2 separate regions of the Mus musculus genome follow, and region 2 is linked to region 1. The links are chromatin contacts, found by Hi-C or POLR2A ChIA-PET in ENCODE. All regions are on one chromosome and are shown on one strand. The core of a region is the stretch at or near the end of the contact, and the rest is flanking DNA. Distances in the headings are between cores, read along the strand shown. Region 1 holds the start of Rrn3 (RRN3 RNA polymerase I transcription factor homolog (yeast)). Region 2 holds the start of Ntan1 (N-terminal Asn amidase).

What was found. Hi-C counts contacts between places; a loop is a spot of excess contacts on that map. ChIA-PET counts read pairs that join two places held with the same protein, here RNA polymerase II (POLR2A).
Region 2: a loop to region 1 is called in a map of heart, with 7 times the contacts of the local background. The contact joins the promoter of Ntan1 here to the promoter of Rrn3 in region 1. A Hi-C loop is called at or near these places in 6 of 37 maps with a recorded cell type or tissue (gastrocnemius and heart). POLR2A ChIA-PET finds 5 or more read pairs at or near these places in 3 of 5 experiments (Patski and embryonic stem cell).

Annotation. Positions count from the first base shown.
Region 1 is chr16:13,777,081-13,783,051 of GRCm38, reverse strand. It overlaps Rrn3 (RRN3 RNA polymerase I transcription factor homolog (yeast)), which reads right to left and starts at 2,353. Exons shown (of 18, transcript NM_001039521.1): 1 at 2,213-2,353; 2 at 954-1,059. The coding sequence starts at 2,295. It also overlaps the pseudogene Gm6354.
Region 2 is chr16:13,816,128-13,822,137 of GRCm38, reverse strand. Ntan1 (N-terminal Asn amidase) reads right to left here and starts at 2,887. Exons shown (of 10, transcript NM_010946.4): 1 at 2,702-2,887. The coding sequence starts at 2,782.

The sequences.
Region 1 (5,971 bases), core at 1,104-3,603:
AACTAAAATCGCTCTAATTTTTTTTTGTTGTTTTTGTTTTTGTTTTGTTTGTTTTGGTTTTTCAAGACAGGGTTTCTCTGTAGCTCTGGCTGTCCTGGAACTCACTCTGTAGACCAGGCTGGCCTTGAACTCAGAAATCCGCCTGCTTCTGCCTCCCAAGTGCTGGGATTAAAGGCATGCGCTACCACTGCCTGGCTAATTTTTTTTTTTTATTTTAATTTTAGCACTTGCTAGTTTTCAAGTTGTATACAGCATTTTAAGTCCTAAAATCTCAGCACACTTGTTTTGGTTACCTTTAAGCTTCGGTATCAGGCATATCACTATATATTCTATTTCAGTATGGTATCTAAATACTTCCCACAATCCCATCTTTTTAGACAGGCGGTTCTCAACCTGAGGCTGTTGACCCCCTTTCACAGGGGTCACCTAAGGCCACCAGAAAACACAGAGAGTCGCATTATAAGTCATAACAGTAGCAAAATTACACTTATGAAGTAGCAAAGAAAATAATTTTATGGTTGGGGGTCGCCACAGCATGAGAAACTGCATTAAAAGGGTCACACAGAGCCTTAGGAAGGTTGAGGGCCACTGTTTTACACAGAGGCTGTATATATCCCTGGCTGGTCTCAAATTCAGGGATCCACCTGATTCTGCCTTCACATGCCGGGATTAAAGACACAAGCCTCCAAGCCCAGTGTAAAATTTATTTTTAGGCTATGTAGGAGCTCAACTAGACCTGTTTTCCTGGTGTGGATAAGGTCCTAGTTCCAATCCCCACCACTGAGAAACCTAAATAAACGTACACACAAATGCTAAAGTTCATCTTATTCTCTTTACTGTCTTGGGGGGGGGGTTGTACTCAGGAGGAGGAACCCAAAGTCTTGATAATTTGCTCTTCGGTTTAATGCCTTTTAAACTCTGACTAAGCAAAGTCAAACCCCACCTCCTCGTACCTTTTTGTATTTCAGTAAGACTTCTGTCACAGTTCCGCCAAACCGAACAGTTTTTTTCGGAGGAGAATTGAAGAAATCGCTCTCTAACGCGAGCATATCGGAAAGCCTGAAGAACCAGGAAGACCAGTTATCAAATTCATGACAGAGAATGACGGCAGGGAGCATGGCTGAGCCAACATCATTTTGTGTGATGAGGCTTAAGTTTCTCAAATGATATCCCTCCTTCCAACCTTCTCTCCCAGGAAGCCACTCTTCCCTCAGTAAATCTGTCTCAGAAGCTGTGGCAGAATCCAACCTAGGCTACATAATGAGATCTTATTAAGAGTAAGGGAAGGAAAAGAAACTCCATATTCCCACATTAACCCTGTAAGATCCTGTTTAACCAGCCACCTTTCCTAACCCTGATCTCATGATACAATCATTTGTTAAAAGCGTGATGTCCTTTCTATTCCTCAAATTTGTCAAGCTGATTCCCATTTCACCTGCTACTCGCTGTTAGAAACACTCTTCCCAAGGTTGGAGTTCAAATGTCAGAGGCCCTCTCCACCAGAACCTCATACACTCACGCTTTATCCTGGAACGTTGTAGTTCTTCATAGCATTTACTGATACCTGAAACTATCTTATCCATGTATTGCCGCCGCCCCCCCACCCCACTGCCCCGCCTCCGGCTCTGCTGGGTATGGGTTAGTGTCTGGATAAGCTGCTGTCCCCAGTGCCTTAACACAGAGTATACACACTTTATTAACAATTGTCAGTACTATGCTAAGTGCTTTACAAGGTTTACTTCGTTTAAACAAGAGAATCAGACAAAATCTAAAGGTTAGATTCCAAATGTTTTATAGGGATAGGTATTTTAAAATGTTGGGCAAAAAGGACTGCTTATATAATATACGGTTCCACTATGCTACTGCTTGCTTCTACAGAAACAAATTTCAAACAAAATTTTTGGAATTCGATAGGTCACCAGTGACAGCTTTCCCCTAGATATCCAAAACCCTGGAAATGCCGCCCATGTCTTGGCCAAGAGAGGGAAGAGGAAAGGCACGGAAGATTAGCCTAGAGTCCCACAAGGGTGCCCCAAGAGTGAGTGGGAAACAATGGAACAGACAAGGCTCGCCCGGGCAGAGGGGACCCGAGGGAACCAGAGGCTCCTGCGTGCCCGAGCCGAGCCCGCACGCCCGGCCCCCTCGGCACATGCGGAGAGCTCTCAGCGGGCTCGAGCCCCGCACCCGCAGGCGGAGGCCGCCCGGATCTTACCCAGTCCGCGACGCACTCAGCGTGGCAGAGGCCGCTGCCGTCACATCGCCCGACAAGCGCGTGTGAAGCAGCGGGGCCGCCATTCGGCCTGAACTGAGCGAACGCCCGGCCTTGCGCCGGAAGCCACGACCTACCCGCCCCGGAAGTGGCGCTGCAGAAGGCAGCCCCTTGCGGGACGCGGCCCACGTGAGCAGAGCGTAAGGATCGCAGCAAGAAGGCGGGTAGGCTTGCGTCTGACCTTAACCGGCCTGAAGCTTTCCTAGAAATAGGCTGGCACAGCTTGGCGGGGCAATCGGTGGCCGCATTCCTCAGAAACTCCTTCAAAAAGAAGCTTGTCTTAGAGGCGTGTGCACGTGACCTTGGCGCTCAGGAGGTGGAGGCGGGAGGATAAAAGGAGTTCAAAGCGGGTTTCCTTCTGGGAAGTGAGTGGAGGAGGAAGGTCAGCTGGGTGCTTTCTCTGCCTCTCTGACCTAGCAGGCTTGCACCCCAGCATCTGGCCCCTGAGTCTTCATTGGTAAAATCGAACGGCTGGGATTTTTTTGGTTTTCAAACAACATGTTGGCTCTCTTAACTTTTGGCAAGACTCCGAGGGACACTGAGAGATCACTCCTGCTGAGGACAACCTGAGAAGCCATCAGATTTGGTCCCGTGCATCAAGCCAGAAGCAGCCACAGGGATGGCTGTGTTTCTCATGACCCCACACAAGAAGACCACCATCTTCACTGAGGCCAAGGAGTCAAGCTTGGTGTTGGCACTCAAGCGCATCATTGAGGGCATCATGAAGAGGCCTCCTGAGGAGAGCTGCTGTTCAAGGACAACCAGCTCCTTGATGAGAAAACTCTGGGGGAATGTGGCTTCACTAGTCAGGTAGCAAAGCCACAGGCCCCAGCCACAGTGGGCCTGGCCTTCAGAGCAGAAGATGCCTTTGAAGGCCTGCCTATCTACCCCAATTCTTGTCCTCCAGAACTTCCAGGTGTGATGAAGGATTCTGGAAATAGTGCTAAGGAACAAGTTGTACAGTGAGGGCCCCAGGCCCACCTCCTAGAGATCCATTCCTCCCCCACCACCACCACCACCAAAAAAAGGGAGTTCAAAGCCAATGGGTAACTATTAGGACCTGGGTTACTCAGGTAAAGAGCCCGGTTTAATGTTAGTAATACAGGCACTGGAGAGGTGGAAATAGAAGGATCCTGTATATCATTTTAGACACATTTTCACACCTTACTCTGTGTGAAACACATATTACACAGTGACCTAGCCAGAAGTGTGGAGACTGGTAAAAAGCCAGAGGGGAGAGTTGGACCGATGTTACCATGGGTAAGAGAACCCAGGCTGGGGAGCTGGGCATGATGGTACATACCTTTAATCTCAGCACAAACAGGCAGATCTCTGAATCTGAGGCTAGTTTATTTAGACTATCGCGTAAGTTCCAGAACAGCCAAGGCAATACAAAAAGAGCTTGTCTTGAAAACAACAAAAGAGGATCCAGGTTCACAACTGTTTCTAACTGCAGTCCCCAGTCCCAGGGCTTCTTAAACCTCTGTGAGCACAGCAGGGACACACAGATGTACAAAAAAACCCACCCAAACACATAAAATAAATCTTAAGACAGTTTTAGAGAATTTGCTATCCAGCATACTTTTTCTTCGGATGTTGAGGCTAGATTCCAGAACACTAGATGGATGCTCTGCTATTGAGCTCCACATATAACTTTGTAAAAGAAAAACCAGTGTCACTGGGCATGGTGGTGCATGCCTTTAATCCCAGCATTCGGGAGGCAGAGGCAGGCGGATTTCTGAGTTCGAGGCAGCCAGGTGTACAGAGTGAGTGCCAGGACAGCCAAGGCTATACAGAAAAACCCTGTCTTGAAAAACCAAAAAAAAAAAAAAAAAAAAAAAAATCAACCAGGCCAAAAAGAAGCAAGGAAAGGAGCTTTGTTTTTTGTTGTTCTTATTATTTATTTGTATTTATTGTGTATGTGTGTGTACCACATGCACACAAATACATCAGATCCTCTGGAACTGAAAGACCCACAATGTGAGGACTCCCCCACGTTCTGACTCAGGAGAGGCAACACCCCAAATCACTCATAAGAAATGGTCTTGATGCAAACCGCAAGAGAACTTTTATTCCAAGAGCACTCTGGGGCCCACAGTCTTACACCACACAGGGGTAAAGGACCTTGTGGGCAGAGTAGCTAGGTAACAGGGTAAAGGAAGAAACCACAACTCAAGGGTTTGGGGAGGGTGTTGTTGGAAAATACCAAAAATACCAGTTAAGAGTCACGAAGAAGTGGGAAGTCACAAGAAAAATACCTGATAGTTGTGTGGTTATTTCTCAAGACAGTTTCTAGGAGCCTCTAACAATAGCACTTTTGCATAGTGGGTTCCAGCAATGGTCAGGGTGACTTTCTTTGAACGAACACTCCCTGAACCCAGGAAGCAGGTAGGTGGAAGAATATCGCTATCTGTTTTATGATTAGGATGCCTTGGAGCATTGAGTCACAAAGGTCACATTCTCAAGCCTGGGCCTAAAGTCCTCGTTTTGTTTGTTTGTTTTTATGTTATTTTTTCAGAACTATAATTAGCTGCCTGGTGTGGATGCTGAGGATAAAATGTGTTAGGTGCTCTTACCCACTGAGCCATCTCTTCGGCCCTTCCGAACCCCACCCCACCCCTTTTTTTTCTTTTCTGGTATTTGGTTTGGTTTTGAGACAGTGTCTCTGAGTAACCCTACAGAGATCCTGCTGTTTTTGCTTCCCAAGTGAGGGGACTGACGGTGTACACCACCATACCTTCCTGCCTATTCTTTCTTGTTAGAAAGATATATGTATTTGTGTGTCTGTGTGTGGGCACATGCTCATGCTGGTGCCTGCGGAGGGATTTCCTGAAACTAGGCTATTGTGAACCACCTTAAGGGAACTGCTAAGCCATCTTTCCAACCCCAAGAGAGGAAATTTTCTTTGGAAAACAACAGAAATTAAAGCTTTGAGATCACAGGGGAAAAAGGACTGTACCCCACTGTCAGTAAGAAAGAAAAATGAAACTTTTGGAAGCTGTATAAAAATTATGAAATGAAATTATCTTTAGCATCTTGTTAACCAAAAAGCATAACTTTGGTGTGCAATATTATAAATCCAAATACCACTCTTCTGTCTTGAAGTGATTTTCTATCTAATGTTGTCTTAGAGTTTCTGGTGGAGAATGTTAGGCAGAAATTACTCATGTCTCCAGACCAGGGGAAATAATTGCACATTAGGTGGTTTTATAGAAACCTATTCCCCTCCATCACAAAGAAAAACAATCAAGATGCATGGCTATGATGCATGAGGAATATCAATAAACTGTCAAGTAACTGTTGATTCAACCATAACTCCATTAATTTTAAGTTGAACCTATACAACCTACAATTGTGCCACCTAATTTAAGAAACAAACCCCTGAGCTATACTGTTAACTCCCAGAGTCCACTTTATTCTTTCTTCCTTCCAAAGGTGCTCTTTGTTGTTTTTGGTTTTGTTTTTAAAAGGCATTTTAAAGGTTTTGTGGTTTGTTTTGAGTACTGGAAATTGAACTCAGGGTCTTGACCATGTAAGGCAACCTCTTTACAACTAAACTACATCCTCAGCTCTGTGAATATTCTATAAATAAAATAATCTGTAAATAAAATATATATTCATAAACAGTGTGCTGGGGGTTGGACTGGTGCTGTTATGTATTCAATTGCTAAATTCTGCCCTCACCCCAAATATATACTTCAC
Region 2 (6,010 bases), core at 1,638-4,137, 39 kb before region 1:
GCTTATGACCCACTGGGGCCGTGTACTCATAGAACACAAGAAAGAAATACAGGGAGCCAGGCATGGCGGTGCAAGCCTTTAATCCTAGAATTTGGGAGGCAGAGGTAGGCATATCTCTGTGTTCCAGGACAGCCAGGGATACAAAGAGAAACCCTGTCTCACACTACCACCACCATGACCACCACTACCCCCAGAAAAAGAAAAAGAAAGGAAGGAAGGAGAGAAAGGAGAGGAAGAAAGAAGAGAAAGACAAGAAGAGAAAAGAGAAAAGAGAAGAGAGAAGAGAAAAGAAAAGAAAAGAAAAGAAAAGAAAAGAAAAGAAAAGAAAAGAAGAGAAAAGAAAAAAGAGAAGGAGGAAGAAAGAAAGAGAAAGGAACGGACAGGGCACAGAGGAATAAGCCAGCCATGGTAGTTTATAGTTTACACTTGCAATCCTAGAACTTACAAGGCTGAGGCATACATGAGTGTGTGGAAGGCCAGCCTGGGCTATAGAGTGAAACTGTATCAGAAAAACCAAACCAAACTAAACAAGACAATATATAGTATGCTGTCATTCAAAAAGTAGATCATGAGTGGAGAGGGGAACTGCAGTCAGGATGTAATAATATATAAGAGAATAAATAAGAGAATAATTTTCTTATAACTTTTTTTTTCTTTTTGGTTTTTCCAGACAGGGTTTCTCTGTATAGCCCTGGCTGTCCTGGAACTCACTTTGCAGACCAGGCTGGCCTCAAACTTCAGAAATCCGCCTGCCTCTTCCTCCTGAGTGCTGAAATTAAAGGCGTGCGCCACCACGCCCAGCTGAGAATAATTTTTTTTAATGTATCATGATGGGCACATTGGATAATAACTCTAATCACAGTATCACTGAAGTAAGAGGTCTCAAGGCATTCACGGTCAGCTTGTCTCTCTGAAATAGAAAAGGAGGACAGGGCTCACACAGAGAGGATGCTGCAGTAGTTAAAACTGCTGTGGGAAACCTACCAGAAGTGGGGTCCCAGCACTCACAAGCCAAGACTCCCACACATGACTGTAACCCCAACTCTGAGGTGCGTGAGGCAAGAGGATGGCTAGGGCTTGCTCCATCCCAGCCTAGCTAAGACACATATTCAGGGAGAGACCGTGACTCAAAGGAATTACACACAGTGGAGAGACAGGTGCTTGATGCCACCTTCTGGCCTCCCTGTGCACACACATACACACTCACCTATGTGCGCATACATTCACACAGATAAGTACAGAAAGATCAGCATGTGCTAGTGCACATCTTTAACGCCAGCATGTGGGATGAAGGAGAGAGAAGAGCTCTTAGAGCCAGACGCCAGCCTACAGTGAGACTCCAGAGCAACACAGACCCTATCCCAAATCTTTTTAAACAGAAGATTGCCTAGCATATAAATAAAGTAGGGGAGGCAGAGGCAGGTAGATCTCAGAGTTTGAGGCCAGAATGGTCTACGGAACAAGTTCAGGACAGCCAAGGCTCCACAGAGAAATCCTGTCTCAAAAACAAAATTGAACCAAAACTTAGAAGAATGGTTGTGACCAAGGACCTGATTTTCTACTTTCCTCTACGGAGCCTTCACATCATCCCCTAAGGCAAGTGGGCCTGAAGTCCTCACTCCAACTGTTCCCCTGGCCTCTATGTGCAGCCCTCTTTGCCCTCCTCACTGGGGGCCTCCTTGGCCCCACTTCCCTGCTCTTGAAAACCAACTCTCCACTCTGCATCCTTTCTGGGCTGCGTCTCCCTAAATAAACCAAACCCTTGCTTCCGGAGACACCACCCTACATCACCTCGTCTCTGCCTCATGTAATGTGCTGCGTGGCCACTAAAACTACAAGTTTCAGACACAGGAGAGAGGCTCCTAAATCCTTGAAGTGCTGGAACTTTTCTTGTGTTATTTCTGGCTTCATCGACACAGTGTACAGTGCCTAGCCCGATTTGTAGGAGCCAGTATTAGGATCAGGCTGTCTTGAAATTCAAATTAACAGTCAGTCTCCCTGTCCCGTAGTTCTCAGGGGTCATTCTGCCCATTCACTTACCCAACAAATATTCGGTTAGCACAATGCCATCTGCTTTCAGGAAGCATTTGCTCCAGGAAGCAGATCCAGGGGAAGACAAAGCAAGTAAGCAGACAGAACCACAAACTCCACAGAGACGCAGTGCTTCACCTCTCAGAGGGAACGTGGGCATCTTTCCTTCAAGGCTATAACTGATTAGGAAACAGGTCCCGTCCTAGACTGTACTATGTGAGATCCATGGACGGGCTGAGTCCAAATTAGTATGTGGGATACTTGGTCATCACTGCCTTCACTATGAGCCCTCTTTCAGAAGTCCCCACAAGGAAAGAACAAGACTCCATCAGGGAGCAGTCCTCCCGGACCCAGCAACTTCCAAACGAATCCCTTATTTCTAGCTAAAAAATAATCCGCGCCCCTCTACGCCCTGGGGGGCAGGAATGAGCGCGCAAAGAACTGGGACCCCCGCCCACACCTTTCTGCAGCTGGGTAATGCGGGGATCCGCACGAGCGCCCCGACTTGCAGAGCCCGCCGAGTGTCCTCGCGCTGTGTACGCGCTGTGCGACCTTCCGTAAGTCACCTTAACCTCTCTGGGCCTCGTCTCACCAGGTCCCTAGTGAAAGCGCGTCGGCGGCCGGGCTGCGGAGTTCCCATCCGCCCCGAAAGCCCGGGTAGGTCGCTCACCTCCAGAGGCGGGTGCGCCCGGACCAGCTCCACAGCGGACCGTGGCAGACGGACGCGCTGCCCATCCACCAGCAGTGGCATCGTCTAGGCCGCCGCCAGGCCGAGTTAGGTGGCCACCGCCCCGCCCCGCCCCGCTCCGCTTCGCCCCGCCTCGGGGCATGCCACGCCCACCGTGGGCGCCGCGCCCACCGCGGACTCGGCCCGGATGTGTAGTCCAGGCGGACGTGGAGCAGCCCGAAGAGATCGAGGAGACGGAATAGCCCTTGGGCTGCAAGGCATCACGGGAGATGTAGTCCAAACTTTGTCGGCGTCCACTCACTACCCGTGTCCCTCCTGGCTGGTGCCAGCAGCTGTAGTCGCAGAGACTTGAGCATTAAGGACGCGGAAAGGAGAACCTCGAGGGTAGCCTCGCGCTTTGCGTCACCCAGCCCTGACCCCTGCCTCGGCCGAGTTGATTCGCAAAAGTTTATTCAGTCAACGTCCCTTTCAGCTGGCAGACGTAGTGCAGAAGGCGTGGGGAACCCGAGAATTGCGGCCCCAGCTAGCACCGCGGGGGCGTAAGCGCGGAAGAAACAGGGTCCTCACATATACCTGCTTTTGTTATATAACTCCTCCCCCTCACCCCCCACCCCCCAGTTATCCCGGATTGGTTAATGAAGGTGCCTACAGCCTGCAGCTGGGCAGAAGAGAAGTAGGAGGGGCTTGGGGTCTGACGCAGGGACCACAGGGAAGGAGAGCGGGAGTTTCTATTGGTGTACAATTCCACCAGGCTCAGGCCAAGAGCTACCCAGCAACAGCTTGTGTCATTGCCCGCTGCCCGCCAGGTGCAAGGCAAGTGTGACAGCAGCACCAGCATACAGAGGAGTCACTACCCCAGTTCTTTCACTCTCTATTCCCATGTGTTCTCAGGCAGCCTCTCTTCCCTCTCTTTGTCCTCCGCTTCTGCCCCTTTCTATATCCCTATTCATTTCATCTTTATATTTGATCTGTCTCAAGGTGTGATTCCTCAGGGGGATACCTTGACATGGGCCCGCCCACCGCATTATCCCGGAGCTTTATATTTCATAAGTTTCAGATAGGCTAGGAGGATGAACTGGAGCAATGAGGAAAGAGTCTGGAGCAAGATCATGAAAACACACGAAGCCCAAAGAACCTGACGATAAGAATTGGGGTCATGGGTGGGAGGTAGCCAGATTATCTTAAGAGGTTAACAGATCATTTAACTCCTCAGCTATTGAGGAGCTGCTTGGAATAAATCTTGTTTTCTCCGCGTGGTTAATGTTATGGAGACTAGCATGAGATAAAGAAATACAGTCGGGCAGTGGTGGAGTGGTGGCGCATGCCTTTAATCCCAGCACTTGGGAGGGAGAGAGGAGAGAGGAGAGAGAGAGGGGAGAGGGGAGAGGGGAGAGGGGAGAGGGGAGAGGGGAGAGGGAGAGGGAGGGAGAGGGAGAGGGAGAGAGAGAGGGAGGGAGAGAGAGAGAGAGAGAGAGAGAGAGAGAGAGAGAGAGAGAGAGGGAGAGAGAAATCCGGTTGCCAGATAAATCCGGTTTGAGGCCCTTATTTCTGCTGGTTTGGATCCTACCCATCATTATTTAGGCTTTAGTCTCATTCTGTGGTCTGACAAGTTTTTTTAGGTCTCATTGAGATCTCTTCTGGAGACAAGTTCCCCTTCAGAATGGTGCCATTGCCTTCTTCCAGCAGGAGATTCCTAGAGAAATTCACATTTCTTTGATTTTCTTTTATCTCCTTAATATTTATTTTCTCTCTTTGTTTGTCGAGACAGGGTTTCTCTGTATAGCCCTGGCTGTCCTGGAACTCACTCTGTAGACCAGGGTGGCCTCGAACTCGCCTGCCTCTGCCTCCCGAGTGCTGGGATTAAAGGCGTGCGCCACCACGCCCAGCTACAATTCTCATTCTTATACTGAGGTTAAGAACAACTTTTTTTTTTAAATTAGATATTTTTTTTCATTTACATTTCAAATGCTATCCCCTTTCCTAGTTTCCTTTCCGAAAATCCCCTATCCCCTCCCCCTTCCCCTGGCTCCCATACCCACCCACTCCCACTTCCTGGCCCTGGCATTCCCCTGTACTGGGGCATAGAATCTTCACAAGACCAAGGGCCTCTCCTTCCACTGATGGCCGACTAGGCCATCCTCTGCCAGTACACAGTTGTAGGAAGTCAGGACAGGAACTTTAGGAACCTACTTACTGGCTCATTCCTCTTGGCTTGTACATACAGCCTCCTAGCTTTCTTAGAACACCCAGGACCACCTTCCAAAGTGGTATTTCCCCTGGTGGCCTAGCCCCTTCTACAACAACCATTAATCAAGAAAATGCTCTACAGAGTTGTCTACAGGCCCATCTAATAGAGATAGGCCGGACTGATGAAGGCATTTTCTCAGTTGAGGTTCCTCTTCCCAAAAGATTTAGCTTGTATCAATTCTTATCGATCCTAAGGTTGTGTAGAAAACAAACCAGGACACCTCAGGAGGTGCCACTGACAAGCCTAACTCAGCACGATTCCACTCAAGTTCACTTGAGGAGTGAATGAGTTTTGGGGCTTCCTTACAGAAGTATTAGGTGAAATATTACCTACAGTGATGTGGGTGTCCTCCACCTAACCAGCTGCATCTGCAGGAATGAGGGCCCCTCCCCTAGTCATCGCAGGCCCAACTACTCTGCCGCACCACACAATTAAGGCACTGTCATACAACGGGTGGCAAGGTGCATCTGCATCCTCAGGTCTCGCTGCCTTCCCACCCTTGTGGCAGGAAGCGAAAGGTCAACAAGCCCAGCTGTGCTACTTCTTTCGGAAGAGGCTCAGCTGAACTCTCTAAAATGAGTTGCCGGTCTCCTGGAATAATCAATCACACCACCGTTGCTCACTCTGCAACTAACTCTTGCTGGCCTACAACTCACAGTATCGCCTAGGCTAACCTTGAACTCATGGCAGTCCCATCTTAAGAGTCTAAAGTACTAAAATTATGGCTTTTTTTTTTAATTTCTACTAGTATTTATGTGTTGTGTGAGTGCAGGTGCCCAGAGGAAGCAGACTGTGAGCTACCTGATGTGGATGCTGTCAACAGAACTTGATCTCTCTGCTGGTGGAGCAAGGGCTATGGTCCACACAGCCACCTCCAGTCCCTGGGTATGGCTTTGAATTGTAGTTTATAAGAACCAGAAGACAGAAATGTGAAGATTCCCTGAGCAGTGAAATAGCTAAGTGCTTACAGGTAGAAAGTACTAAACTGTATACCATGTAATTATGGGTGTGGGGAAGCAAGGAATGTAGGTCGGTGAGCACAC